2 separate regions of the Homo sapiens genome follow, and region 1 is linked to region 2. The links are chromatin loops, found by intact Hi-C in ENCODE. Cell type or tissue: ascending aorta. All regions are shown on one strand. Links, peaks and the distances in the headings refer to the core of each region. The heading gives the core; the rest is flanking DNA. Region 1 overlaps FHOD3 (formin homology 2 domain containing 3). Region 2 overlaps FHOD3 (formin homology 2 domain containing 3).

Region 1 (15,852 bases), core at 3,372-11,371, 68 kb after region 2:
AAGTGAGGTGTCCAAGAATAACAGCAGAGCCAGTCCCAAATCCCCAGGTTCCCCTAAACAGGTCCAGCACAAAGCTGGCAGGACCCATGTACCCCTGCAGATGGGACTCTGCATGGCCCTTCTTAACCTTTCCCAGATGCACATCCAGCCATGATTTCTAAGCCACCAGCCTCACATAGACACATGGGCCCAGGGTTGGAGGACTACCAGCCCCCTTGGCAAATGAGAGAAAGTGAACAGCATGACACAGCCAGTAAGCAGCAGCTATCTTCACAGCCAACCCTGTGGCACAGGCCTGAAGGGAGTCATGCCAAGGAAAAGGTGAACGCCCCAAGTTACCTGAAGTTAGGAGCACCTGTGAATGTGTATGCCATGTCCAGCCACCACACTGGTCCTCATGATGTCCCTGAAACATCATGGTTCTCAGGTCCACTCTTGGCTCAAGCCACACTCCCACCTGGCTGCACCTTCCAAATACCCAAAGCCACCATATCCTCCAGGGCTTGCCTAAAAGCCCACCTTCTCCATGACAGTGCCCTGTGGACCCAGGCTGGCATTGGTTTCCTTTCAGAGACACTGAGGGTAGCAACAGGCAAAAGAGTGGAGGTTCTGGCCCAGCTCAGCCCTGTGGGCAAACCTCCATCGAGGTCTCTTAACTAAAAGTTGAGATCTCAGGGCACCTGACCTGCATAGAATCCTCTGGGTCTAAATTCCAGTGGTTCCCATTTCAATGTATCATCTTTCCAGAATTGGACTGTAATTATAACAGAGGCTAACAGTTTTGAGTGTGTATTATGTATCAGGAACTAGTTAACGTTTTAGATACATTATCATATTTTACTTCGAAACAACCCAAAGAGGCAGTATTATGATAATATTGCCCCCAATTATAAGGAAACTGAGGTTCAGAGAGGTGAAGTTACATCCCCAGGGTCAAACAGCCATGAGACTAATGGTAAAGCCTGTGTCCCTAACCATTATGCTACACTGCTCTCCTCAGGTGCCAGAGACCCCATCAGGACCCCTCTTCATACAGGAAGATAAATGGGATTGGGCCATATTTTCCTTATTCTGTAAATAAATGTTACAAGTGTCCTCATTTTATGAACTCCTATCAGAGGTAAAGTGGCTTGCCCAAGGCCACACAATGACAACGTCAGGAAAAATAACCTGTAGGCTGCAGGCTTCTCTGTCTGCTGCACCAGGTCATGCTTGCTAATTTCCCTGGCCTCAGAAGGTGATGAACAGACCTGGCTCTATTTTCTTAGCATAATAATTGCTTTGTCCTTCTACTTTTGAAGGTCTTTCTCCTCTTCTCTGACTAGCTAGAGCCTGAGTGATAATTCTAAACAAGAAGTTAATTTTTAGTCTTGGCATAAAAGTGCAGGGTAATGGACAAGAACAAAGAAGCAAAATCCTCCAGCAAGGAAACTCAGAACACATGGTATGAAAAACATCACAATTTTCACACAGACTCATACATCTTCATTAGATGGCCACAATATTAGCAGACATTTTGCTATAACTGACACAAAGAAATCAAGAGAAAAAAATGGTATTTGCCATTTTCATACCTCCAAAGGGCAAATCTTAACTGGGAAGCAATTATATTTTAACTCCCACTCATGGGAGACACACAGACTTTGTCAAATGCCACACATCTAGGAGAGAACCTAAAAAGTCTATTTCAAAGATACAAACCCTCACTCTAGGGTGATTTGGGGGCACACTTGTCAAATGTGTAGCTATGCATGCCTATAATTCCAACACTTTGAGAGGCTAAGACAGGAGGATTGTTTTGAGTCCAGGAGTTCCAGACCAGCCTGGGCAACATAAGGAGACCCCGTCTCTACAAAAAAATACAAAAATTAGCCAGAGCAGGAGAATCATTTGAGCCTGAGAGATGGAGGCTATAGTGAGCTGTGATTGCACCACTGCACTCCAGCCTGGGTGACAAAGAAAGACCCTATCAAAAATAATTAAAAATTTAAATTTTTCTAAAAAAAATTTTAAATGTGTAGCTATTCAATATCTTTTGGGCTACCTTCCTCTGTAGTTTCCCAAGTCTTGAGTCCCACCTTCTCATCTTGCCATAATTCATTTTCCCAGCAACCCTAGCTACTAGAGTATAGAAATGGGATTCAACCTCTACCTATTGGATGGACTCATGGCCAAGTGATGATTCAGAAGGGAACAAAGTGAGAATACAAGAACCAGGATCTACTCTGGGGAGTTTATAGCAGGATGCCCTGGCTCTTTGGGAACAGCTGTGGAGGAAGTGCCAGCATCTGGAGACAGGTGTCGCCCAGGTGAACTGTAGTGTCAGTGATGGATGATGGCAGCAAAGCTGTTTCAACTGGAGACAGTGTTTTAGACCAGGACCAATTGTCCTTGCAGGAACCAACCTCATGCCACCAAAGGTGCCAATGTACATGCTGCATAGAACCTAAAGTACCTTTGCCCAGAAGCCCCTGGGATGGCAGAAGAGCACAGTCTTGGGAATTGGTCACATCTGTGTTCAAACTTGGCTTTGCCACCCCAGACATGTAATTTAACTTCTGACCCTTGGTTGTCTCAGATGAAAAATTGAGACAATAAAATCCAATTACATGACTAGTATGATAATTAATTATTAAAGATCTTGTGAATAGGGAGCCTAATATAGTACCTGGCACAGTAGCTGATCCAAAAATATTATTCTTCTCCCACACCCTTTATTCTTATTGCTTTTATCAATATATTAGCACTTTTTTTCTGAGCTGTCATCTCCAAATCATTCAAGTTTTGATAAGAAAGAAGAAAACAAAAACGAGGACAAGGTCCTCAAGCACAACACCACTAGAGACATTTTTCAAGCTGACAATGATCTACTCATAACATTCCCGGGGTCTGTTTGATCAATGAGCCATGAAGTCATCCAATTAGACTATCATCTAGCCTGCATTCTGACAACTTATATGAAAGGATGTCACTGTCAAATACTTGATAAAAACTATTGCAATGGAACATCCCCAAGTCTATCAGCCTAATAGTGTTAATTTTAAAAATAGCAATAAGTAGAATCTGGTGTGACTTAAGATACCACTCCCATATGCACAGCCTAGAGTGGTTTCCAGGATCCTTTCTCACATACTATTGGTGTGCCCTTACTACCACTCTGGAGACAAGAAGGGTATCCTCAGAGCATCTTGCTGAATCTTAACAAGGACCTTGGTCTTCTTGGTGCGCATGGCCATGCTATTCAGGAATCCATTCTGGCAATGCGCCATTCACCTGGACACTAGTATTCGCTAAGTGCCTGAAACATGCTGAGAAAATGCCAAATCCTGGACATTCAGACAGGCATGGTTCTGACCTAGTAAAGTGTTAGCCGCAGAGAAGAGGTGCAACTAGCAGCACAATCAATGATCATAAATTGTGAAGGGTGTTAAAACAGGGGAAACCCAGGAAGCCATCAGTACATACTGAAGTCAAATAGCTATATGAAACTAAGAAGGTTCCAATTTTTCTCCATTAATTGAGCTATTCATGAAAAATGAGAATTCCCAGATAGTATTCAGTGGACCATATTTTTAACTCGGGCAAAGTGGTTTCAAACAACTTTTGGGGGCTCCTGGACAACAGATTAAGATAGCTGAGCATTATTTGGAAAGTATCAGGGAAACTCTTAAGTTTCCTGAAGAGGAGGGTGATGAAATCAGAGATATACTTAGTTCGAGATGGATAAGAAGTAGGCTGGGTATGGTGACTCACGCCTGTAATCCCAGCACTTAGGGAGGCTGAGGGTGAATTGCTTGAGTTCAGCAGTTCAAGACCAGCCTGGGCAACATGACAAAACCCCATCTCTACTAAAAAATACAAAAATTAGCAGGGCGTGGTGGCACACGCCTGTAGTCCCAGCTACTCGGGAGTCTGAGGCAGGAGAATTGCTGGAACCTGGGAGACAGAGGTTGCAGTGAGCCGAGATCACACCACTACACTCCAGCCTGGGTGACAGAGCGAGATTCCGTCTCAAAAATAACATATATATATATATAAAATTAGCTGGGCACAGTGGCACATGTCTGTAGTCCCAGCTACTCGAGAGGCTGCAGTGAGCCGAGATCACGCCACTGCACTCCAGCCTGGGCAACTGGAGTGAGACTCTGTCTCAAAAAATAAATAAATAAATAAAAATCAGAAGGAAAAAGGTGGGGCCCCATCAGGGGCTATTTCAGTAATCTAATAAATATAAGAATGGCTGCTGATATGGGTATATTCCTAGAGAGGTTTCACTTTCTGTGCACATCTCTGATTTTTTATGTGCATATTACTTTATTCAGACTCACAGTATTTCTTTATTCAGCAAAAGTATTAAGCAATTCTAGGTATAGGCAAAAAGTAAGTTGACATTAACATAATTAATAATTATTTTTTCCACAGTAATGAGTTTAAAAGATGATACCGTATAAAACTATCTACTATAGCATCTGCTAAGAAACTATCCAGTAAATTATCATTGAATACAATATCTAAAATAGTTGCAAATCCACTAAAATCTGGAAAATATCCATTTATTTATTCACTTTTAGAGACAAGGTCTTGCCCTTTTATCCAAGCTGGAGTGCAGTGGCACAATCATGACTTACTGCAGCCTCGGCCTCCCAGACTCAAGCGATCCTCCCACCTCAGCCTCCCGAGTAGCTGGGACTACAGGTGTGAGCCACCACAGCTGGCTGGAAAATATCGATTTAATTGTGACATATGATTTTAAAATAACTTAGCATATAAATACCATGTGCTTGATTACCACAAATGTTCCTAGGAAAGGCTACTCCCGAGCACCCATCAAGAAAAGTTACTCAAAATGGAAACGGGTCTGCAGTCACCACTGATGAGTCACTTGCATCTCCCTCGTGTGTGATTGAGAATTAAGAGAAGGTCAAAGCCATGGTAGTTCCTCCTAAATACTTTAAGGCCTCAATGTACCCCCATTTCCTGGTAGGTGGGGACCAGTCAGCAGGGTGAACAGTTGCTCTTACCCGGCGTCATCCTGGAAGCCTTCCAACTCATCCCGCTGCTCTGCCAGGGTGGCCTCCAAATCCAGGTAGGCGCCATTGTGAGAGAGCTGCAGAGTACAGTCATCCAGCTGCAAGAGAAAGAGCCTGTTATACCCAACCTGCTCCTCAGATGGAGACTACATATGGAGAAATCACATCATGTTGCCCTCCTGTGTTTTGTAAAATCAAGCAATGTTCTGAAATGTGGATCATAACTTGAAGAGCTAGTATGTTAGTGCAAATAGATCGGGAACAATCTGTGTACCAAGTGGATGGATGAGGCATCTCTTAACAGAGTGACATCGACAGCATCCTCTGGGCCCTAAGCCACTGAAGGAGCCCTTTGGGCACTGGGCCAGCGCTTTTTTCCACTCTCAGGGGCACAGATGAGACCTGGCATTTCAAGAGTGGAAATCGAGATCACGATGCTGCTGTGACCATGGATTGAGTCACAGGGCTTAAAAGGCAAATTTGGTGGGGAAAATATGCTGTTTCCTTTGATTCAGTGAGGAGCCTACTGATTCAGATTCTATGGTCATACTCTGCACATTACAAATAATGTTGCTCAATAAAGTATTTTTACAATTGAACTGAAACATCCTCCAACTGAATGGCAATATACCCAAATTACAACATAGCACACAGGAAATTAAGTCTCTCTTGCTCTGTCACCCAGGCTGGAGTGCAGTTGCTCGATCTCAGCTCACTGCAACCTCCACCTCCCGGGTTCAAGTGATTCTCCTGCCCCAGCCTCCCGAGTAGCTGGGATTATAGGCATGCACACTGATCTCATTTTTAAAAATTTTTATTTTTTTTTTTTTGGCGACAGAGTCTCGCTCTGTCACCCAGGCTAGAGTGCAGTGGCATGATCTCGGCTCACTGCAACCTCTGCCTCCCGGGTTCAAGCAATTCTTCTGCCTCAGCTTCCCAAGTAGCTGGGATTACAGGCACCCACCACCATGCCTAGCCAATTTTGTTTTGTATTTTTAGTAGAGATGGGGTTTTGCCATTTTGGCCAGCCTGGTCTCGAACTCCTGACCTCAGGTGATCCACCCGCCTCGGCCTCCCAAAGTGCTGGAATTACAGGCGTGAGCCACCACACCCAGCCAAAAATTTTGTTTAACAAACATTTATATGTTGTTCATTATATTCTGGGCACTGTTCTAAACATTTGTACATGGGAAGTCAGTTGATTCTCTCACAAACTCTGTAAAATGAGTCCTCTGTAAAATGAGGACTCTGTAAAATGAGTCCTCCTCATTTTACAGATGAGGACTGTGAGGCACAAAGAGAGGCTATGTTACTTGCCCAATTCACCGTCTAGTAAATGGTGGAGCTGGAATTTGGATACCAGCAGTTTGATTTGAGGACATGGTCTCAACCACTACACTCTGCATCCTCTCTACAGCCCAAGACACACACAGAACTTGAAAATTTTGTCACGGTGCAAAATGCAGCTTGTATCAACTGAGTGTTCTGGTGTGACTGAGCAAATGTGTTTGCCAACACCATTCCCTTTTCTCCCCAGGCACACAGTCTTGCCTTAGAGTTGGGCTCTGGCTGCATAACTGAGTATTGATCAGCAGAATGTGGGTGAAAGTGAAGAAGGCCCCCAACAGGCTTGGCCATAACACCTCTGCACAACTGTCCACTTTTCTTTTCTTGCCTATGGCCAGATGCAGAGGAGCCAGAGGAGACCTTGAAACCTAGAAAAAAGCAGAGCCCCAAATGCAAGGAGCTTGGGTTCCTGAGTCACTGCATGGAAGAGAGCACTTTGCTGCCCAGATCCACTGACCCATCCTGGACTGTGACAGCATCAAGAAACGAGCCTTTGCTGTGCTAACTCATTAAGGTTTTGTGGTTGCTACAGGTAGCAGTTAGCATTATATTACATATAGAATGATTACTCTTAAAATAGAGAAAAATAATTTTACCAAAGAAGATTGAGATTAATATTATGAGGAAATCTAAACTTATACCCTCATGCTTGATTTCTTGAGCTGTAAGAGTGACTCAATTCATCTTCTTGCTGAGTTAGGCTATTATTCCAAAATGAAAGCTAGGGGAAAAGTGGAGACAAATATGTGGTTACTTTAAAACATCTAGATGAATGCTTGATAATCTGCTATAAGTGAGATTTCAAATAAGGGATTAGTTTTTGTTTTGATAGGAAAGTTTTGCTATTATCCTCAACAAGAGAAATGCAAACTGTCATCTTGTTTAGAAGCAGCATCTATAACAGGCTGTTAATTCTTGTTAGAAACCCCACAGTTCCTTGTTTCTGGTTATCCACAACAGAATGAAAGGAATTTCTTCTTTATTACTTGTGAGAAATACCTAGTTAAGTCATTTGAAGGGGTTAATCCTATTTGATTCACTTGTTTTATTTCTCTAATAGCAGACCATACCTCATAATTACTAAAGGCTTGATGGTGAATTTCAGCATTCTTGAGCAGCATCCTATAGATGGATCATCTGATTTGAGAAAGCATTTACTACAAACTGGCCAACCTGTCTGTACTGTAGTGTCAAAGGTGTGCCCAGGGTTTTGGGGAAACACACAGGAGCTGCCTCCCCTACTCTATGGAAGCAGCAGGCAGGAAGAGTTCCTGCAGAAGGTGTCTCCTGAGCCAACCATCACCAGTGGACTGAAATCAGACTTTATCTTTCCAGGTGGAAAATTCCAATGGAAATTGGACCTGTTGACACGTACAGTGGACCATGTGTCTGGTTGTAATCATTGGCAGCTCATTCTTGCTTTAATTTCTACTGCTGTTATTAACTAAGAAAGCTGATTTAGTGTGTTCAGCTGATAGTATCAACACTTTGCCTATTTTTAATCCCACATATAATCAACAGACTGAAAGATGGAATGACAAAACCTCTTTAAGCCATCACAATGTCCTTTTCCTCAACCCCTGGAAACACATGAGCCTAAAGAGAGAAGCACTGGGATAAGGAGTTTCTACTTCTCCTCAAGGAGGTCTGAGTCATTCAGAGCCTGTGATCCACACTCAGCCAGAGGGAGAGAACGAAGAGCAAGTAGCGCTGTCTGGAGAGAAGCCAAGCATACACATGAATGTGGCATAAATACTCCCACCAGAGCCTGTTTCAAGCCACCAATGCACAGTCGCTGAGCATGGGGTTAGAAAGAGGTGTGCAGCAGCTCACCAGTATACAGCATTTCTACCACACAGATCTGTAAGACCTAAATAACCTGGAGAGCAGAGGTAGCAGAATGGAGTAAAATAATTAGGAAGTGACACACTGTGAATGTCTATAACCTTTGTTTTTAATATAATCTGCTCAATTGTGAGTTTCTATAATTCTTATTTATTTTAAATTTCTTTTATTTTTATTTACTATTATTACTATTTTTTTGTAGCAGGGGGGTCTCACTGTTGCGCAGGCTGGTCTTGAACTCCTGGCATCAAGCAATCCTCCCACCCCGGCCTCCCAAAATGTGAAGATTACAGATGTGAACCATTGTGCCTAGCCAATTTAATTTTTAGTAATAGCTACATTTGAAAAGTGGCTCACGAAATTCCTGAGAATTTGACAATCAGTCTTGCAGGTCACCCAGGCCAGCACTAGCACATACTGCTCTTGGCCATTCAGTTGAGGTACCTAAAGCAGGGATAACAGAGATGAAAAGACTGACAGACCCTTACCCAGGCTTATCAGTCTCCACCAGCCCTGCCTAAGCCCTGTGCTCTTCTTAGACTGGAAGGAGGTGGGAATGTACTAGTGGCCAGCAGATGTAGCCCCATCTGGGCTATTTTGCATATCATTTCCATCTCGCATCTTCAGATTTTATTCCCAGTAGCCCAAGACAAATATCTCACTTTTCTGGACACTCACCCTGGCCTGCCAGGTATCTGCCTCAAGGCGCTTTGTGCCAGCCCCAAACTGTAACAGGAAGCCCCATAATCTCCCTAGCCTCTGACAGCAGAATCCCCAAACCTTAGCACAATGGCCTGTTCTCACCATTCCTCTTCTCACATTCTGGACAGCATAACTACTACCATTTCCACAGTTCAATTTTAACAAAATTATATGTCAGGCACAGGCAGGGCACCAAGGAACACATAATCACTTCCTTCCCTCAAAGAGATCGTTTAAGTATAACACACAAATCAAACACAGAAAAGAATAAAACACCATCTAAATCAACTGTCAAAATGGGTGGACGTTCATCCTCAGTTATATCCCTTCTGCTATCGTTAGCAGAGACCTAAGCATCCTCCATGGAACTGCCCGAGTCCCCCCTCCAGGATAGAGGCTGCCATTACCTCCTACGCCAGATGTCACAACCCGGATCCCTAATAAATGGGTGGGCAGGCCCATCCCATTTGTGCTAGTGAGTCCCTCAACTGAAAAAGAAAATAATTTGCATCTCTTTATCTCTCAGGAACTTCATGTGGAGTCCTCACAGCGGGGCTATAGGAAGAGGGGCTGCCCTTTGGGAGACAGGACATGTGTGTGCAAAGGGGATCCTAACAACACAGGGGCTGTGAAGACAGCAAACGAGTCAACACACACCACCCGAGCCATCCACCACACAAACCCCAGCCCATCATTACACCCGAGACACAGGAGATTAATATTTAAACCATCACATGAGCCAAGGAGGAAGAACACAGTGCTTCTTGGCTGGACCAATATGTTGAAAACAGCAAAAGTCCCTAAATATGTGGGGATGGGGTCATGTTTAGTTATTATTTTAATAAGCAAATTAATAGGTACACTAAATGAATTCCTCAATCTTGTCAGTGATAAAGAAGTAACAGTCATAAACTTTCCGAAGAACTAAAAACAATATGAATAGACAGTGAGTGGTGATTAATTCAAATCCAGTTATTACACAGATTTAGACAGATATATCAAAACTTTCCCTACAGAGCGAAAAACTCAGACACCTCCCTGCCAGACCAGTCCCCACCGGGGAATCTCAATTCTTACTTACACGGAGGCAACCTGATCCCATTCCTTGGCCTTTCCTGTCAAATGTCTTCCCAAGTGACTTAAGGGACCTGGAATTTCCTGACTCTGACAATTTTCATATCAACCCTGATCCCCTGGCAGCATGTCCCCTGCAGTCCTTTCTTGGCTCTAGGTTTGGTGGCCAGGACATTGCCAGGCACTTCAGGACATAAGACAAAGCCAGGAGCCATGGGGGAAGATAACATTACAGGGCTATTACAGAAGTACAGCGATTAAGGAAATTTAGGGGCAGTGACAGCGGTGCAACAGGAAGACTTCAGATTGGGTTGCAGGCTCACACAGATAGGGCTGTAAATCTGTGGCCAGGATTCTGGTGGGAGGCAGGGTGTTCAGCGGGCAGCCAGTCTCAGATCCACAGTAAGTGTCCTTCTAAATATCCAGGATTTTGTGCCACTCCGCCTGGGATAAAACACACCAATAAAGCAGGACCTCATTCTCTGGAGACATAGAAAGAGCCTTCCACTCCTTGTAGAGACACTATGCAAAGTCACTCTGGGGTTCTTTTGACTGTTCCAGCAAAGATAGTGCAGTCAAAAAGAAAGGGCAAGCCAGGCATGATGCCTCATGCCTGTGATCCCAGCACTTTGGGAGGTCAAGGCAGGCAGATCACTTGAGGTCAGGAGTTTGAGACCAGTCTGGCCAAAATGGTGAAACCCCATCTCCACCAAAAAACAAACAAACAAACAAAAATTAGCCGGGTGTGGTGGTGACACACCTGTAATCCCAGCTACTCAGGAGGCTCAGGCAGGAGAATTGTTTGAACCAGGGAGGCAGAGGTCACAGTGAGCCAAGATTGCGCCACTGCACTCCAACAGAGTGAGACTGTCATCTAAAGAAAAAAAAGAAAGGGCAGACTCACCATCCTGAAAAAACACCCAAACATCTCAAAGGAGGCTGATGTCACGTCTCGATTTATGTATTCTTTCTTTTTCTTAGTCCAGTGAACTAGCATGTTACTGGGGTAGCTTAATGATTATCTAGGTTTTGGCAGCAGGTCCACAGCGATCCATAGCCCAGGCAATAAAATTTCTGTGTAATCCTGAAATAGATTTGCACAGAACCGTTCTATAAATATATACTAGGGCTACTCTTTAAACTAATTTTGGTTATAGTTTAGAAGTGGGAAAACATTCTGATCTTAAAAAGAAAAAAGTAAACTTAATGGAAAGCGCAAGTGCTTATGGCACTTCATTGGTTCCCCCATCCCTGCATCCACATCCTCCCAATGTGATTTTGCAGCAAATTCCCTCTAGAGGTAGATTCTTCCTCTACTCCTGGAATCTGGGTGACCTGTGTCTTGCTTTGGCCAATGGACAGTGTCACGTGTGACCTGGCAGAGACTGGGGCTGCCCTCTCTTGCTGCTCTTGGAGCTCTGCCTCTATCTGAAGATGTTGGGGTTACCCACTGGAGGGTGAAAGACTCGGGCCTGGCTGCTCCTGCCACCCCCGCTCACAGCCTGCCAACTGCCACATGTCACGCGAGGCCAGCCTGGATGGCCAAGCCTCCAGATGACCCACATGATAGACACATGAGACAGCCCAGGAGAAACTGGCCAAACTGGGCCAAACCAGAACTTTCCAGTTGACTCACAGGCTCAGCAGCAACTTTAGGGTTCTGACTTTACGTCACCCTCCTCTTCTCATGAGCTTGCCACCTCAACCCACAGCCGACAGGGAAAACAACTTTCACACTCCACATGCTCTGCACCTGGATGGCAGGTGGGTGAGAGGTTTGCCCCCTTCGAGTTGCCCGCTGAATGCACCACGACACTGCAGGCTCAAGGCAGGGCTGGTCACTACCTGCCCAACCCTGACATGCCACAGAGCAAGAATATACCTGAGCCCAAAGTCCTGCTTCCCTGACCATCCCTGAGCCCAAAGTCCTGCTTGGGGCAGAAGACAGCAGCACTTGCTGGGTAAAAGCAAGGAAGGGGAGCCCAAACAGAGCCTGGAGCACCGGGGAGTGAGGGAGCAGTCAGCCAAGGACCCTCCCACACAGGAGAGGACACAGCAGGAGGCAAGAACACACGAAGTCCCAAACCCCCAGAGTGTGCTCCATGGATCCATGGAAATTCACTTTCAAAATGCAAATGGAAAGATAAAACTTGGAAGAATTTCAAGATAGCAACCTTAAGCACAGGACCCTTCTGACTCCATCAGTCACACGCCCACAAAGCTAGCCCCACTCTTGGCTCATAAATGAAGTGTTGCTGTGGACCCTACCTCTCTCCAGGGCCAGCTTGACTATGGGTCCCCTGAGTGCCCCACTTCAGGCACATACAGCTCTAAGAGAAGCCCAAAAGCAGTCAGCATGTTCCATTTGGTCAGTTGCAATACAGCTATGCCTGTTTCCCCCCTCAAATGGTACTTTTGTTGCTAGGCAGCCATGAAGCTTGTGGCTTCCTTGGATTTTGTGGTTCCTTTTAAATGGAGCAGAGACAAGGAACTGGACTTAAAGGACAAGCAAAAAATGTTAGGAAAGAGAGCTTTCCAACAAGCAGTGCCACATGTCCCTTTCACAAGTCTTAATAAAACCAACACAAAACTCGGTTCAATCATTCTAACTTTTATGGACTAATGATTCCCCCATAACCCATAACAACCATTGCAAAGGGACAAGATACAGGGCACGCACTCTGAGGTTGTCCTCTGCTATTTCCTAAGGTGATAGTGAGAATGTGGTATTCATTTCATTAACCTTCAAACTATACACACTTCTCACATGTATTCCTTTGTATGTATAATGCATTTCACATAAAAAATTGTAATTACATTTACATATTTTAAAAATACAAGTAACACTTGGTCAATTTTCTTAAGAGAAAGACTACATGAAATCAATTCACATGATATCAGAAGAAAGTAGTTCCTATTGGCTAACCCCAACAAATCATTTTTAAACTTTTAAGTTCTTAGTGGCCCATTTGGCCTTTTCTAAATGAGCACATCATAGTTACTTTAATAAATGTTTTAGGATGAAGTACAAAGATATCTTTGATGATCCAGCATATATGGGTTATGAAATAATATGAATGTATTTACTTTGAAAGCAGTTGGACTTTACTTTCTCAGAAATATTTAATAAGTTATGTTCTTTGTGGCCACCGAGCAAGAGAAGCAATGTCTTGAAATTGACTTAAGCAGTTTCCCAATAAGCCCAAGATTTCTATTTAAGTCAACAAAAGAGTCCAGCTCACCAACCAAAGGCAAGAGCCTCTATCAAATTCTGCAAGAAAGACAAAGGCCGGATGTCTCCCATTCAGAGCTTAAATTTAGAGGGAGTGATAGTCTGGTAAATAGGTAAACATTTGAATTATTTTAAAATATTTTGTTATCATTAAATAGCCAAAAATACATTAAACTTTCCCTTGAAAAAGCTGGAATATATTTTTTACTTATGTCTATAGGCACCTTTTGCCATTTTCCGTTTCACTTTATTCAAGTTGAAAATCGTATCAACACTATGTTTCAGGATTATTATTATCACTGGCTTGTTCACTCATTCAGATTGATAGTCCTTTCCTGTTCTTCTCCATGCCACACACTACACTGTGTCCTGGGGAGACACTGTGTCCATGCCACACACTACACTGTGTCCTGATCACCCAACAGCTGGTGGCAGTTCAGGAAGTGAGGAGCACAATGAGTTTGTTGCCTGTGTTGTTTCTGTTGTTTTCTTTAGGGTGGAATGTGGGGTGTAGGGACTGAAGCACAGTGGATGCAAAAGTCCTGTCACAGAGTGGGAGCAGTTTAAGGCAGTGAAGGGAGGCAGGCCACCGGCCATGGAGGGGGAGCCTCACTGCCCAAAGTAGACTAGACTTGATTCTAGGGCAATAAGAAGCCATGAAATGGAATGGCTGTGAGCAGATGTGTGCAGGACCAGCTTTGCAGTGTGGGGATGGAAGAGGGAAGACAAATGGAGAAGCCACCGCCAGGATCAGGGACAATTTCAATGTGGCTTGGACAATGGTGAATCCAGTGGAAATGGAGAGAAGGAAAGGGAGAGAAATGGTATAGGGAAGGAGGGCATAAAAGGGAGAAAGGAAAAGTTAGAGGATTGAGTGACTGATCGGATATGGTGGTGTCCAACATGGAGAGGCAAAATCTTGAGTTTCTTGCTTGAGCAAATTAGTAACTGGTGATACCATTTACCATTTGCATTAACATGGCAAACACTGGCCTAATAGCTGTTTGGGGGCAGGGAGATGGGATAAAATGAGGATCTGGTTTTTGGTTTTTCAGTTTTGTTTTTTGTTTTGAGGCAGGGTCTCACTCTGTCACCCAGCTTGGAGTGCAGTGGCATGAACAAGACTCACCACATCCTTGACCTCCCAGGCTCAAGTGACCCTCCTGCCTCAGCCCCCCAAGTAGCTGGGACTGCAGGTGTGCGTTACCACGTCTGGCTAATTTTTTAACTTTTAGTAAAAACAAGGCCTCGCCATGTTGCCCAGGCTGGTCTTGAACTCCTGGGTTCAGGCAAACCTTCTTCCTCACCCTCCCAAAGTGCTGGGATTACAGGCATGAGCCACTGTGCCCAGCCAAAATTGGGATTTGTTTTTAACGTGTTATGTCTAAAAATGGTGGTGAATAAAGAAATAGATTCAGGGGGCTGGGTGTGAATAAAAATATGATGGTTGAAATCCCACAGGTGCATTGGCATGCCGAAAGATAACTGCTTACTTCATGTGTCTTGAGAATCGGTAGTGGTATTCCCGTTTTTAAATTTCTGATATTGCTAACTGTGCTGTCTGAATTTTTTCTCTAATGATTTAGGAGAAGTTCTTTATTAATGTCTTTTTAAAGAACTATTGATTATATTGCTTTTCCTCTGTAAGTTTGTTTTCTAGCTCACTAATTGCTATTCTTATCTTTATTATTTTCTTCTGTATTCTCTGTGTTTGGCATGTTTTTTCCTAACCTCTAAAATCTTAAGATTTTCAGCCTTTCTTCTTTTCAATTATGTGCATTTAAGACTATAATTTTCACAAGACCTCATCTCTACTAAAAATTTTTTAAAAGTAGCTGGGTGTGGTGGTGCACACCTGTAGTCCCAGCTACTCAGAAGGCTAAGGCAGGAGGATCTCTTTAGTTCAGAAGTTCAAGGTTGCAGTCAGCTATGATCGTGCCACTGCACTCTAGCCTGGGCAACAGAGAGAGACACTGTCTCAATAAATAAATAAATATGAAAAAGACTATAATTTTCCTCTAAGTAAATTTTAGCTATAGTCCACAGGATCTGATGTGATGTATTTTCATTATGTTCGATTCAAAATAATTTCTAAATTTCACTGGGATTTCTTCTTTGATCCAAAAATTATTTAAAAGTATATTAAGTAATTTCCAAATATTTAGGAATTTTCTAATACCTTCTTTTATTGTAGATTTCTTGCTTAATTTCACCGTGATAAAAAAAAACATACTCTGTATGATTGGAATTCTTCGAAATTTCTTGAGACTTGTGTTATGGCCCAATACATGAAAATAATGCATCCTAACAGTTGCAGTGTTTGTTAAATGAGATGCTTAAATCTCTATCCTCACTGCTCTTTACCTGCTTGTTCTATAGAGAGGCATACAACTGTGAATTTTTCTATTTTTCCTTTTCATTCTGTCAATATTGCATTTATTTCAGTTATTAGGTGCAGACAAATACTTCCTAGTGGACTCTTCTAGCACTATGAGATTTCCTCCTTCTCTCTAGTAATATTTCCTGCCTGAAGAGTACGTCTGTTATTAATACAGGCATGCTACTTTCTTTTGGTTAGTGTTGCATGGATAGTCTTCTTTTAGTCCTTTACTTACAATATTT
Region 2 (15,852 bases), core at 4,245-12,244:
TTCTCATTGGACCTCAAGACCGTTCACAAGCTGCCACTCCCTAGACCAAAGCTTCATGAGGCAGTAGAGGGTACCTCTATCTTTACTCCAAGCAATGACGACAGTGGCCCCTTAATTAACATTCCCGACTGACTGCTGCTAAAACATATTTCAAGTTTCACTCCAGAAGCTTGGCGTGCCTAGCCAGCCCACACTGTCATCTGAAGATGTGTTTCCATAATCCTGCTTGAAAATGTTGACACCCAGTGACCCCATCTCTCTGGCCACAGCTAACCGGACCAGGAAGAACACCTGACCTAAGGGGACCAATCAAATTCCTCCTCTGAAGAAATATCCTGAAGTTGGAAAAAATAGTCAGTGATGGTCCCTGGAATGATCATTCTGCTGTCATGTTCAAAGAGCAATAAATTCTTAGAGGGCCCAGTCAGCAGAGAAAGTCAAGAGGTGTGGCACTTGCCCTAGGAAAAGAAGGGATGAGAGACCATGTGACAAGACAGGCAGACAGACAGACAGACACAGATGCCTGGCTCTCAAGAACTTCTGTTTCACATCCCGCCCCCAGCCCCACCCTCAGAAGCCTCGTTGCTCTTCTGGCTCCTCTTTTCCACGACACCCCTGCATCCTTGCAGTAAACCTCCCATACACTTCACAGGCCGGAGTGGGGCTGTGTTTCTCACAAGAGAGCATGAGCCTTCATTCTTCCTCCAAAGATGGAGGAAGGGGGCATTTTGCAATTTGTCAAAACAAAACAACAAAGTAATGGCCTCATCAACAAAAAATCCTTTAACGCTTACTACACAGACATACCTACCACTTTAGAAATGCTAGAGGACTCGGGGAGAGTATAAATATGATTCCTGCCCTCTAAGAATTTATCATCTGCTTGGGGAGTCAAGGTCAAGAGTAATCCAATAAATAATGAAAATTTTAAGGCATAATACATGCCTTAGAGGCGAGCTACAGAATAACCAAGAACCACAGCTATCAATGTTCCTGGCAGAGGCTAACCAAGAGGACAGAGAAGGTGAGCAGAGAACACTTCACTCAGGACCTAGGAGAATGCCTAGAATGTGGAAAGTCAGGAAAGCTAATGCATAAAATGTTAACATTTCCTAATTGCAAGCCAAGGAAGATACATATCTACAACATGCCTTGTTCAAAACCTATTTTGTATTCTAATTTCTAAGAATTTTCAGAAATGATTTTTTAAAACTAGCAATTACGTTCATTATGAATAAAAAATACATCCAGTGACAGTGCCTGCAATAGTTCCTAATTTACAATGACTTATTACCCATGTATCACATTTTTGTGGAATCATTTACATATCCATTCATCCATCCATCTACCCATTTCATAAACACTGACTGGGTGTACCAGGCTCTAAGATGGGCACCAGGAGTGCAGACATGAAAAAAACAGTCTCTCGATCCATGAAGAACCCTTAAGCCATTTGGAGAGTGATCCATAGCAGCTACTGGTTGCAACCCATTATTAAATCCGCAAGAGTGAAACTGATAAAGATCTGGGAAAGAGAAATGAGGCAACTCAGTTTTGCCTGAGGGATCTGGAGAAGTCTTCCCCAACATAATAAAACTTGAACTGGATTTTGCCAGAAAGAAAGAAGTTCTCCCTTTGGGAAGAGGGATGAACACTGCTATGTTATTATATGAAAACACACAGCATTCAGGGATGGAGAGGGGCCGCCTGTAGGAGTGGCCTGAGAGGTGATGAGAGACTGGCCACAAGAGAGGACATGCCAAGATTCATATTCTGCAGACAGTGGGAACCAAGAAGGATTTTTTTTTTTTTTTTTTTTTTTTTTTAGAGAAGCAAGATCAGTTCTAGTTTTAAGATGAATTCCTCTGCTGGCAGTGTGATCTTTCTCGTCTCATAGTTACCATATTTAAAATCTATGGCTCCTATCTTCTGTGACTAATTGCTATTCAACTTGCTAACTGCTTTTCTTTTAAATATAAGATCTCCATTATTCTAAGTACATATATATTTTGGTTAAGTCTTGGAAGAACTTAATCACTGTCTCAAATCTTCTCTTATATTTTTCTTAGAAACACACCTCGACTCAATGTGTGCCTTATTTAAAATGGAAAAAGCAAAGGCTGTGAAGACAGCCCTGCATTCAAATCTTAACAGTACCACTCCCTGGTTGTGTGTGCTTACTTCTAAGAATAATTCCTATCTCACTGGTTGGTGGTGATGATTAAACAAAACCATTTATAACTATGTGACTTAGGGCACACTCTTTGGGTTTTATGGAAAATGAAGATAATAACAGAACCAGTCACAGAAGGATTGTAAAGACTAAATGAGACAGAACAAGTAAAAACACTTACACTAAACTCATATGTGACAACTTCAGTTACTAATACAGTGTATGAGAAGCGACTAGCCCAGTGCTTACAACAAGGTAGGAATTGAATGAACATTAGTTCCTTCCTTCATGCACATGTCTATGCTTTCTGCTTTTGGGGTATTTTGGGCTCATTTCAATGTATGTGGGCACTTTCAAAGCATCTAGTTAATGGAGGGGGAGCCCACCACACAAGGCACTTAGGCACCTGCTCCCCCAGTCCCCACAATTCCTCAGGCTCTGCTCACTTGTGCACCAATCTCATGGTGATTTTCCACTGACAACTCCATGGCTTCTTCCTGGAAGGCAAGGGACAAATCTTCTTAACTGGTATCACCAAGACCTAGCTAAATGCTGTCAGCACCCATGAAGGCATGGGCTCTGCACCACAGTCCCAGGTTCACCAATTACCAGCTGTATCACCCCCATTAAGTTACCTAGCCTATCTGTGCCCCAGTTTCCTTATTTGAAAGATGAGAAAAATAACAACCCCTACCATGTAGAGCTGCTGTGAGGATGAAATGAAATAGTGTGTGAAGGCCGGGCGCGGTGGCTCATGCCTGTAATCCCAGCACTTTGGGAGGCTGAGGCGGGCGGATCACAAGGTCAGGAGATCAAGATCATTCTGGCTAACATGGTGAAACCCCGTCTCCACTAAAAATACAAAAAATTAGCCGGGCATGGTGGTGGCCGCCTGTAGTCCCAGCTGCTGGGGAGGGAGGCTGAGGCAGAGGAATGGCATGAACCCGGGAGGCAGAGCTTGCAGTGAGCCAAGATCGCGCCACTGCACTCCAGCCTGGGCTACAGAGCAAGATTTCGTCTCGAAAAAAAAAAAAAAGAAAGAAAGAAATAGTGTGTGAAGTGCTTCCCAGAGTTGCAGCACAAAGTCACATGCATATAAGTATGTGTCTATGTACACATATATATCTATTATTCCAACTACCAATTATAGGTACACACTCAACACATGCCCTCATTTACTGAGCATTAACCATATACATATATTAAATATGCATGACTGGTGCTAAAGCAACAATTCAATAACAAGAATTTTCATTAAAACAAACCCAGATCAAAGCATCATGTTTATACACTTTTTAATTTTTCCTATATTAAATTATTTTGGAGTCAAGCGCCACTGTTGGGGTCTCTTTTTTTCCCCACTATCTTTACTAAATGAACATAACCTTATATTCATGGATCTGGCCACTTTTGCTATTATTCTGATTGTTCTTACTTTTAATTGGCTTTGAATTAAAGGTTGTTAGAACATAAAGCTTTTCTTAAATACAAATTTTAAAAAGCTGGGTGACCTACATTCCACATTTCCATCCCTCCCCTTCATTGATAAGCTACGTTAGCCATTCTACGTCCCTTAACTATAATATAGCGGTCCCTCTTTATCCATGGGAATGTATTCCAAGACCTCCAGTAGATGCCTGAATCCTTGGATACTATGTATACTATATTTTTTGTATACATGCATACTTATGATAAAGTTTAATTTATAAGTCGGGCACAATAAGAGATTAGCAACAATAACTAATAAAAGACAACAATTGTAACAATATACTGTAATAACGGTTATGTGAATGCAGTCTCTCTCTCAAAATATCTTATGTACTGTACATCTTAGCAACCTCAGCATATAATTTTTTTCTTTCCTTATTAAGTCAAGAATTTTCACCTTTTCCCTAGGGGACGCACTTTATGGCTTCTCTTTGGCTTATCTGAATTGCCAGCATTACTAGTCTTGTGCTTTGGGGCCATTATGAAGTCAGATAAGAGTTACATGAACACAAGCACTGCTGTACCACAATGGCTCCGATGTGATAACTGAGATGGCCACTGGGTGACTAATGGCCAGGTAGTGTATGCTGCACAGAAACGCTGAACAAAGGGATGATTTCAGCTTAGGGACAAGGGCAAGAGATTTCATCATGCTACTCAGAACAATAGACAATTGAAAACTTATGAATTGTTTATGTCTGGAATTGTCCGTTTAATATTTTTGGACTGTAGTTGACCACAGGTAACTGAAAGCCAAATTGTAAACAAGGGTAGACTGCTGTAATTCTTTATTATAGAACATTAATTTACAACAGAATATAGTTAGAGTGCTATTTCCAGTAAATGATCTGAGATTCATTCATTCAACAAATGTTTATTGAGCCTTTCTTTGCACCAGACACCATTCTAGGTGCTGAGGACACCACAGTGAGTGACCCATCAAAAGGCTCTGCCCTCACGTACTGACATTCTACCAGGGAAGGAGGAGGAGAGGGGACAAGACAATAAACATGAACAATAAACCCAAGTCAATCACAGTCAGGCAGTTCTGTTATAATACAACATACACGTTGCTAAAAAAAAAATCTCACAATAACACCAGAAGGCATACGGGGAAAAAAGAGAGGAGCCTAATAAAAGCACAGCACAGTTTTATACACACTAAGTGGCTTAGAAATACATAAATACTACAAAAAATGTGGCACTGTACTGTGAAGAAACCAAAGTGTGCTTGTGGAAGTGGGCATCGGAAAGGCTTGTAATTGTGGGATGGATAGAGGATCATCAGGAATGAGAATATTGGAACTCCACATGTGGATGGGTGTGGCTCAAAAAATGAGACATGAACTGAGGTAGGTGGGAGATGCTTTAGGTGTGTGTAGGTGTGTGTTTTGTGTATTGCTGTGTGGCTTGGTTCAGCTGAAGGCAGTTTTCTGCATTCACCTAGAGCTTCTGCAAACAAAATTATACCAGCAAATGTGAAATCCACGTTATGCTCAAATTGTCCCCTAATATGTCAATCATGTTGAAACAAATACGGGTTTTACAAACAAGTGTTATACAGAACTGAGTGTATAAGGTGATGATTGCCGTGAAAAACAGCAGCAGGATAAGGAAACAGAATAGGGATTCTTGTTTTATTTTTAAATATGTTATTCTATACCACTGTATTCATTCTATGCCACTGTTAGTAAAAAACCCACGTATCAGTTGCATTTATGTAAGAGCCTGCAATCATTTCTCTTTCTTGTTCTCATGTCATTCTTCTTCCACCTTCAGAAGTGTGTACTGTTGACACATGGTGCTTCGACACTATGCTCACTGCACACAGCCCCTCTATGGAGCCTCCAGGTACTTCTACTATTGTTCACTATAATAAGGCAAGGTGGCTCGATGCATTGAAATGGCAGCAGAGGTTTTCCAATGCAGACCCCCTCCGCAGCATCCACCTTCTTTCTATTCTCAGAGTGTACTTAGGAATTCTCATCAGATTCACCATGACAAAATGTTGTTAGATGACCTTGCTTTTGTGGTGAAACAATATGCTGAGATGACATCAGCTGTTCTATGTACTTTGAGATCTTCACCCAAATTCAGTTCAGACCATTTCCAACCTCCTTTTCCACACCTGCTCATTTTCTAGTCAAACCCAATCTGATCTCCAATGAGATCCTAAAATTGTAATCATGGCATTAAATCATAAAAATTATAGCTTTTTAAAAATCGTAAGTGTATATTGCTCTTATCGAAGTTTTCATTACTTAAAAATTTTGAATTCATAGCAGAATAGCATAGCATAGCAGAATGAGGATTTGAACATGAAGTTTGGGGGGGGTGTGAATCGAGGGCCGGGGAGGAATCAAGGGTGAGGGGGACATGTGTACCTCCAGGAAGCAGAGCTCCAGGAATGGCAGAGAAACTGAAGCCACGAAGGGGAATGACCTAGGAAGGAGACAACAGGAGCACTCTGGTCTGTCATTTCTCAACCTCTTGCTGGGAGGTTTCCTTTCTCACATTAAAATGGTGACATGGTAAAATGTTAACACTTTTCTGCTCAGTTTCAAAAATACTAAAATTTTCAGCTGATTGCTCATCTTCCTGATACACCCTTCCTACAGGTTTGATAAAAATGGCTTCAGTCAATGCTTAAATTAATCAGATTTAATTTATCAAATGTTTACTTAAGGACGCTAATTAACGTTTTCAAAAATAAATCAAATCCTTTGTTTCTCAAAAAGGCTTTCTCAGCCAGGGCTACTGCTGGGGCACTGGAGAAAAGCAGCCCCTTAGGTCAGCCTGCAGAGTGAGGTGGACCTCAGACCACATTCACATTGATCGGCTGCAAATTGCTGGTGGGAAAGGGAATTAGAACAAGCCCTATGGAAGGCAATTTGATATCATCTATCAAAATTGCAAGTACACAGACCATTTGACCCAGCAATCCCACCTCCAGGAATTTATCCTCCAGGTAAACTTATACATGTGCAAAATGTCATATATGCAACGTTATTCACTGCAGCATTGTTTACCATGGCCAAGAATAGACAGCAGACTAACTATCCTTCAACAGGGGATAGGTTACATAGGATTCCTATATACATGGAACTGAATATTATTCAGCTGTTAAGAAATAGGAAGCTCTTTATTTACTAGTATAGGAAGAGCCCCAAGAAATAGTAAATGAAAAAAAAGTATATATGGTATGTTACCTTTATTTTTAAAAGGGAGTAAATTACATATATTTGTCTTCATCCACAAAAACATGTGGGAATTAATAACAAGGATTACATGTGGCGGCCAAGTGGGAAGTTTGAGGGAAGGAAGCAGAGAGCAAAGTCGAAGGTGAGAGGGAATAACAACATGAGATATTTTACTATAAATCACTGTGTACTTCTCAAAGTTGCAACCATGTGAATGTGCCACCTTTTCAAAAAAATTAAATATGGAGTTTAATTAAATAGCTTTTTAAAATTAGAATAAGGTTTGTATACATTGTTGAAACATCATTGCCACTCCAAAAGTTATGACTGTCTCCCAGTCCAGGAGAGAGGGCTTTGGGGTGCTATGCTGACTCCTTTACAGGTCTCTTTCTTCAGGTACCCACTCCCCCACACTATAGACTGCCTATCCACACAGGGGCTGCCACCCAGGAACCAGCATGGACCTGCTGTCCCCTAGAACCGGCATGTGATCCCAAACTACCACAAACATTCATGGCAGTCCCAGCTGGATTTCCAGGTTGCAAGTCACTGTTCTTTTCTTGTTGACTGCTGATTCTGGAGAATTATTTCAAAAAATCTGCCAGCAACACCCCTGGACCCAGAGCTACCTTTATACATTTTCAACAGTATATGTCACCTTTACCGCTATGAAATGTTTTCTAAAGAGAGAAAAAAAGTTAAGCCAATCACTATCGTCTTTTTCATTCTAAAATGGAAGCCATAAAAACCAATCATATGCAATCTCAGTTTTGTTTTAGGCTGCAAAGTTTAACATCCTTGAAATATCAACTCAAACTCTTGGATCAACTGAAGTAAAGTTTTCAGAGCCAACTAACTTTATAAGAATAAGGACAGTCTTACAAAAGAAGCTATCCAGATGCCTCATTGGTGACTGCTTGAATGAATATTTGGTAAATTCAAAAGTATCTTTTTGTTATCTAAGCATAAAAGTTAGACTTAGTTCAATTTGTGTGTATTTCCCTACACGTGACTATCATTGTGGCAAGCTACCCTAATCCATATTTCCATTTTAAAAAATGTTTTAGTTTTTGAAACATGCCCAGGAGCACATTGTTTTCAGCTTATTACCAGAATAAGTTCAACCAGAATAGTTTCAACTTTAGTGAAAACTAAAAACAGTTCAAGCACCCGAGTGCCAATTCTAAGACCTCTGACACTCTTTCCTGATGGCCACCACCAGACTTTGGCTGAGTCATGGCCAAATTTAACCTCACCATTTGTCTTCTGGGTAAGAGAGGGTGGGGGTGAAAGAGACAGTGATAAACATAAAAAATCCAGCACTACTGAGGAGTCAACAGCTGAAATGAAAAACTAACAAGAGATGTCTCCATTTACTATTTACACTCCTCAGATCATAAGCCTTCCTACTTATTATCCTGCACTGCCACCAGACAGTCCCCCATGGTCAGAAAGCCACCAGAATGGGCAAGGAATGTATCAACCATCTAAGTGAATCACAGATAAGCTAAAAGAAACTGGCCAAAAACTAGCAGTACCACCTGACCCCTCTCCTAGAAGATGGTTCTGACTTTAGGCAAACACTGCTCTTAAAAAATCCTATAATAAGGGAGTGAGAAATACTTAACATCAAATTTCTACCCAGTGTCATCTAAGGGCTGGTTGTTAAACCAGCTGTCCCGAGCCAACAAGGGCTAGCCATATGCAAAACTACTAGCTTATATAAGATCCTCATATCTCACAGTCACCTCCCGAGGCAGCACACAGACACTGGTGCATCACCAGGTGTGGGCAGGCTGGCACTTAGAAGTTCTTCAATCACACCAGAAGGGGTGCTACAGTGTCAGGTGGCAAGTGAGAGAGGAGACTGCAGATTGGCTCAGATGGAATGATTCATTTCCTGGGTGTTCACAGCTGGTTTATGACTCCAAGGTTGTAAGTTTTGGCCCACATGACATCTGACTGTATCTGATGGCCACAGACTATACCCTCAACTGTAGCTCATCTGCTAACAAGTGTACACCATCAATTAATTCAACAGTGACATGTGCCTGGCGCTGTCACAGAGGCCCGAGAGAGTGTGGACGGATCAGTATGAATCCAGTACAACTGTAAGGAATGCCCAGGGCACACTTCCTCCCTTTCCAGGCTCCGCATTCCAAGAGAAGCTCAGCTTCATAAAACACTGAGTCCAAGAGGAGACAGAAAAGTTAATCAAGTGTAACTTAGCAGGGTAGCCGGTTGGGAGGCATCAGATGCCTCCGGAAGTCATGGAAGCCAATACAGTATCTTCCTCAAGGAAGTGGCAAAGCTTTTCTCAGTCCTACTTTAGGTCTGCCCAGTAGACCATGCTCCAGAGCTAGCGCTCCTCAGCAGGCTAGCTCCCTGACTCAAGGATCTACTCTTCTTGATATGGAAAGAAGGATAAAAGAGAGCGCACTTCCTTCCCTTCAGCTGTGTTCCTCCCTGGCCACATGTGGCCACATGAGACAATGCTGGCCCAAGGAATCCCTCCAGTCTCTGAGGTCTGTCAGACACACTAACTCACTATTTATAGATGCCCCATTCACCCACTACTTAGGCACTTAAAAGAGCATGGGTTAGTCCCAACCCAGTGTCAGCACAGATGCAGGTTTGCTTTCTGCATTTGCTCTTACAGTAAACCTAAAAATTACAAGTAACAAGTTGCTACAGGGTTCCTATTGAATATCAGCATTCTTTCCTTCCATGGTTTATATAAATTCATGAAAACATGTGTGAAGCATCTGCCTTTTTATTTAAACAGAAAGCAAGAGCTCAGACTGCTGTGCTGTGGCATTTTATGTACAAACCCAACAGCTAAACTGGGAGCTCCATCCTTGGGAGGGGCACACTAGAGTTGGGTCACTACAGCTGCCCTGGCCACCAGCTGTCCAGGAGGCCTCCACTTGAACTCAAGAGGAATAGTCAACAACAGAGCAAAGCCAAATAGAGAAAAGTGGAATAATTCCTTTTGCCTGCACAGCTCAAAGTAAGATTCCAAAGTACCCTCTGACCAAGGAGAAGACGGCAAATTATAATTATTTTAAAATTCCTTTGAATGCATCCAATGTTATTTCACAACATTTTCCTTGAATTTGATACTTGGTAAAAATTTAACATCTTTATAGCCAGACCTACTATAAAAGTAATAGACCATGATTTTAACCTTGTAAGTTCTTTTTAGAACCATACACGTTTTTTACTCTTCCCCTCCCACTGTGTTAATTCCCCCCAGACCACTATTTTAGTCTTATTTATGAAAATAAAATTCCTATTTATAGAAAGAACATGCAGATTTATTTTATTAATTTTATTTTTAGACAGGGTCTCACTTTGTCGCCCAGGCTGGAGTGCAATGGCGCGATCTCGGCTCATTGCAACCTCTGCCTCCCGGGCTCAAGAATCCTCCCACCTCAGCCTCCTAAGTAGTTAGAGCTACAGGCACACACCACAATGCCCAGCTAATTTTTTGTATTTTTATTAGAGACAGGTTTCACCATATTGCCCACGGTGGTCTCAAACACCTGGGCTCAAGAGATGCTCCTGCCTCTCAGCCTCCCAAAGTGCTGGGGTTGTAGGTGTGAGCCACCACAACTGGCAAGAACATGCAGATTTTGATAAAAAGAATTCAACCTGTGACCTATAAGAAAAACTGAGTAGCAAAAGTCAACGTTTTGCCATGTGCCTTCCACACACACTTTCATCATCATAAACCTAAACTCCCATGACCTCAATTTCACAGAAGTACTCCCAAACCTTAAACAATCTAATTCTTAAATACAAAGCTTTCAAACTAACGTGGAATATCTTCAAATTGCTTTTGCAAAAGCAACCCATGAGCTTCCTACAAAATTTCAATGAGAGAATAAAGCATTGTATTCAAACTTTCCACCCCTAAATCTTCACTTGGAATTAGACATTCTAAATAATAACCTCTAAAAAATTCCTTTTCAGAGTACATGAAAATGTGAAGCTGTTATGGACATCTATACTCAGATCACCACAACCACTCTGAATCTAATCAGAAATGGATATGTTTGTCTAAATGGATTGAAGCCACAGCATTTCCAAATTCCAAATGGCAACCCACCCTGAAGGGGCAAGAGTGTCAGCAAATCAAAGTGAGAACTGACAAGTGTCATTTTTGCCGCAAAAACCAAACACTATGATTGCACCTCGTGATATGAAAAATTATATGCATTAATATGTCTAAGACATTTCCTTTTTATTAAAAGTAACATTTTCAGTCTAAATTTCTTAAATTAGTGGTAACAATTTAAAAACAAAAAGCTCTGTAAACCAAAAAATTTTCCAGGACAGTTAATATAAGTTGATTAGCTGCATTTCAAGGAAATGGAAAGTTGGTAAAAGAAATTAAGGCCAACATTATAATCTTCTCTAAGGCAGTTCATTTACTGAGTGGCTTAATTGTTTTTCAAATATCTGGGGAGGGGAAGTTGGCTAAAGGCTTCATATTTGCTATCGTCCTTTTTTAACAATCCCTCACTAGCACAGAAATATATGGAAGAGCAATATCAACAACAAAGTGTGTGATTATAGAAAGAGGCTTCTAAGGTATATGATCTCATGAAATAAAGCCACATATATATATTCTGATTTCCTACCATTCAACCCAGCAATCCCATTACTGGGTATATACCCAAAGGAATATAAGTCATTCTATTATAAAGACACATGCACACGTTCATTGCAGCACTATTCACAATAGCAAAGACATGGAATCAACCTAAATGCCCATGAATGATAGACTGGATAAAGAAAAAGTGGTATATGTACACCATGGAATACCATGCAGCCATAATAAAGAACGAGATCATGTCCTTTGCAGGGACATGGAAGGAGCTGGAAGTCATTATCCTCAGCAAACTAATGCAGGAACAGAAAACCAAATACCACCTGTTCCTACTAATAAGTAGGAGCTAAATGATGAGAACACATGGACACATAGAGGGGAACAATAGACACTGGGGCCTATCAGAGGATGGATGATGGGAGGAGGGAGAGGATCAAGAAAAATAACTAATGGATACTAGGCTTAATACCTGGGTGATGAAATAATCTGTACAACAAATCCCTATGACATAAGTTTACCTATATAACAAACCTGCACACGTACTCCCTGAACTTAAAAGTTAAATTTAAAAAATTACAAATATGTGTATATATAAAAAACTGTGCATGTGTATGTACGTGTGTGTATGTGTATATATATCTATATGTTCTGATTTCCTTCAGTACTTCTCACCCAAGAGCCAGGGTGGGAGTGGTGGGTGGGAATGAAGTAGAATTGAAGAAATAGATGCCTCTGGCTTTGAACTGCTTGGAAAAAGGAGACTGGGCTGGCAGGAGGAAGCGCTTGTACACTCTTCTAAGGACACAGAGGTGGCTTGAAGGCAAGGGAGCAGGGGCTGGCTTTCAAAGGTTTTAAGCGACAAAGTATCCCAATCAGATCTGCATTTCAGAAAGATCACCCTGCAAAGCATATGGAGGAAGGGAGAGCTGGGAGAGAATCCACAGGGAGAGCGATGCAAAAGTCCAACACAGAGGTGCCAAGAGCCCCAGGTTAAGCTGACAGCAACTGGAATGGAGAAAGGACTCATGGGCACAACCTCACAAATCAAAATTACATATCCTTAATAAGCAGAGAGTAGAAACTGAACAAAGTAAGTGCTATTGACCCAATGGCTGTGGAGGGTGTGCTAATGAGCAGATCATGGCTCATTCAGGCAACTGTGTCTGAGGCACAGGCCACAGCTCCAGGATGTGAATCGAGATGCCCACATGACAGACCTTACGGACTCATCACACTTCCTAAATAACGTTCAAGCCACCTGTTCATATTTCAGTGTAATCATAGATGGTTAAGAAATGACACCTGGGTGGGCATGGTGGCTCACGCCTGTAATCCCAGCACTTTGGAAGGCCGAGGCAGGCGGATCACGAGGTCAAGAGATCGAGACTATCCTGGCTAACATGGTGGAACCCTGTCTCTAATAAAAATACAAAAAAATTAGCTGGGCGTGATGGTGCACGCCTATAGTCCCAGCTACTCGCAAGGCTGAGGCAGGAGAATTGCTTGAACCCGGGAGGCAGAGGTTGCAGTGAGCCGAGATCATGCCACTGCACTCCAGCCTAGCAACAGAGTGAAACTCCATCTCAAAAAAATAAATAAAAAATGACACCTATGTATATGATATTCAGCTATTCAATGTGCTTGAAATATGTCTGAAAAACAAATTTGTTTCCAGTTGATTTGAGAGTTAAGCAGTCTGGAAGAGAAAGACAGTCATCTGGTTAGGTCACCAAACTTCATCAATCAAAGACCAAATTTCTTTCTCTCTGTCTTGCAGGGCTGCTGCGGCATGGAAAGGAAAAATGCCACCCTTATTATGTAGTCTTGGAAAAAGAATCACATGCCAATGGAATGAAAATGTCTGCCTGAAATTAAGAATGCAAAACTGAACATAGTCCAGAGTTTGGCATTTCTTTTAAGATTTGAGAAACATGCTGATAATTTTAATCCTACTGGAAATGACTTACCGTATGACTTGGGTTTCTGCTAAATATAGATTACTGCAGCCTGGCAAATTTTAAAATAATCAACCAATTAAGTTGCCTGAATAAAACAGTTCAAACAAAATGCAGCTGAAAAGGAACCATTTGTCCTCAGTGACAGACCAAATCATGTAATTTAAATTTTAATGATGTATGAATAAATCCTTGCGTGCTGACAAGGTTTTAAGAAGTCACATTTTCTTCTTCAGAACCACTTTTTCTCCCCTTTCTCTTGCTCTCTGACAGCCTAATCAATTCTCACCCTACACCCTATCTCAGCCTCACTGCTCCCTCCTAAGTCAATTTTGCTGATTTGTTGTGAAGAACAAAATGAGATCATAAACCTGACAGATATATATGTGAAATATGATTGAACAAACATTCAGGATGGGCCTCTCCTTTGTGAAAAGTGAATTAGCACTAACCACAGAATTCTGGCAGTGGACTCACCTTTATTCTCTTATGGCCCTAGTCATCAGGGTCTTGCCCCACCTCAGCCTGCACTGTCCATGAAAAATGGGCACTCGACAGAGGCCTCACACTTTCCCTGAAACACTGTGAGGCCCTCCTGGTGAGGGGACTCAGAAATGGAGGTGCCCAAAAATCCCCCGCTGTGGTCCTTGCTCCCCAGTTCCCAAACTCACTGCCCCCTCCTGCTAGCCAGGTCCCTTGGCTACTGAGGTGTCCATGTCTTGCCCAAGAAAATGGCCTAGAGAAAAGGGGCTCTGCCCACCCACCACAGAGGGTAAGCTAGAAGTCAGACAGCCCTGCAGGAGCCCCTCCTGCTGCCACAAGCCAAGTGATCTCTTGACAGCTTCAATCTGACCTTTGTGAGTTTCCATTCCCTGTGCCCCCAGAAACCCCCTGCCACCTGTCTGGCAGGCTGTGAGGGTTAAAACTCCTGAAACGTCCTACCCAGGCTCAGCCCACAGAATGTGGTCAATAAACAGTGGGGATGGTGGCTTCTACTGCCGCCACTGTTGCCATCATCATCACAGGCATCACAGCCACCAGGGGCCACGGGATCATCCCCCAAGGTCCAGCATATAACTGGCACCAATGAATGATGGGATGAGTTGATGCGGGTGGACAAGTGGCTGGGTGGCTGGAGCCTTCAGGTAAGACAGGAGCTTCTGTGGCATGATGGGCAGCAGCTCTCCTTGGTATTGCTGCCACCTTTGGCTCTGGAACTCACTCGGCTAAATGTAATAATGGATGGAAATGCACACTCCACCCTTACGTGTCCTTTATGCACTCTGGACGAAGCAGTAAGTAATAGGAAGAGATGGACATCTGAGGTCAGTAGGATTTGGTTTTCAATCTCAACTTTTAATAGGACTTTTATGTGAATGAGCTTTGCTTTCTTCATCCTAAAACAGAAATAACTTGCTCACTTAGGCTGTCATGAGGAGCAGCTAAAGTCACGGCGCATCCATGCAGCTACTCCTGTGCTTGATACATGACGGGTCCTCAAGAATTCAGTCATCTTTCTTTCCATCTTGTTCATCTCTGCTAGCAACTGCCTAGTGTGCCAAATAAGGTGGACCTGCTGAGTTAAATGTGCTCAGCTGAAAAACTATAAAACCTCAAGTCCTCTTTTGAAACTCTGAAACTCTTCTGTAAACCTTGCTTCTATAAGCCCAACTTAAAATAATTTTAAAAAATAAAATTTAAAAATTATATAGGCAAATCCATAGAGACATAAGGTAGATTAGAGGTTACATGGGCTGTAGGTGAGGGTAGAATGGGAAGTTAATGCTTAATAGTTACAGTTTCTGTTAGGGAAGATGAAAAAGTTTTGAAGACACTTTTTGGTGATGGTTGCACAAAATGGTGAATGTAAGTAATGACACTGAAATGTACACTTAAAATGGTTAAAATGGAATTCTTCTGTTATGTATATTTTACTACACTAAGAAAATGTTTAAGTTATATGTAGGGCATTGTGAATTCTGGAGAATAAGGGGAACATAGGTCTTTTGGTAACTCTAAGTGTCCCTTAGCATTGCCATGAATGAAGCACATAAATCCAGGCTGCCTAACATGAGGGGTGCAGCTGTGCTTGATAAATAGAGATCTGGTGTGGGACAGTTAATCTTAACTCCAAAAGCAACTTGCAATCCACAAGGAAAGCAGACATGGTCATGCCAGGCCTGCTGAGCAGCATGGGCATCTTCCTCCCTTCAGCAGGCCTGACCTCAGCTCACAGCCCAAAAAAGAACCCACTGCCATGTTCCTAGGTCCCAAATCCAGTGTGCCATGCTTTCAACTTTTTTACTAGAGGAAATATTAAACCTCTGGGAGGGGCCACAGACTCATGGGGGTGTCCATGTATATGTTCTGGAGATGGAGCTGAACACAGGCAAGGCTGAGCTGCGCACCCGGAAAATGAGC

What was found. Peaks named below come from ENCODE experiments on the same cell type or tissue, not always from the same donor. Only the 100,000 strongest peaks of a DNase experiment are listed, where the experiment ranks them.
Region 1: it touches region 2 in a loop (2.0-fold over the local background); 3 of 110 quality-filtered maps call a loop at or near these places.

What each region holds. Positions count from the first base shown.
Region 1 is chr18:36,344,815-36,360,666 of GRCh38, reverse strand. It overlaps FHOD3 (formin homology 2 domain containing 3), which reads right to left. Exons shown (of 29, transcript NM_001281740.3): 2 at 5,022-5,128. Among named protein-coding and RNA genes, the nearest start is that of FHOD3, 55 kb to the right of the region's middle. In ascending aorta, for the core only: no CTCF peak of the experiment used is centred there; a DNase peak (open chromatin) is centred at 8,086; H3K27ac peaks cover 2,206 bases.
Region 2 is chr18:36,413,261-36,429,112 of GRCh38, reverse strand. The region is part of intron 3 of FHOD3 (formin homology 2 domain containing 3); the gene reads right to left. Among named protein-coding and RNA genes, the nearest start is that of FHOD3, 120 kb to the right of the region's middle. In ascending aorta, for the core only: a CTCF peak has its summit at 8,657; DNase peaks (open chromatin) are centred at 8,078 and 8,340; H3K27ac peaks cover 5,960 bases.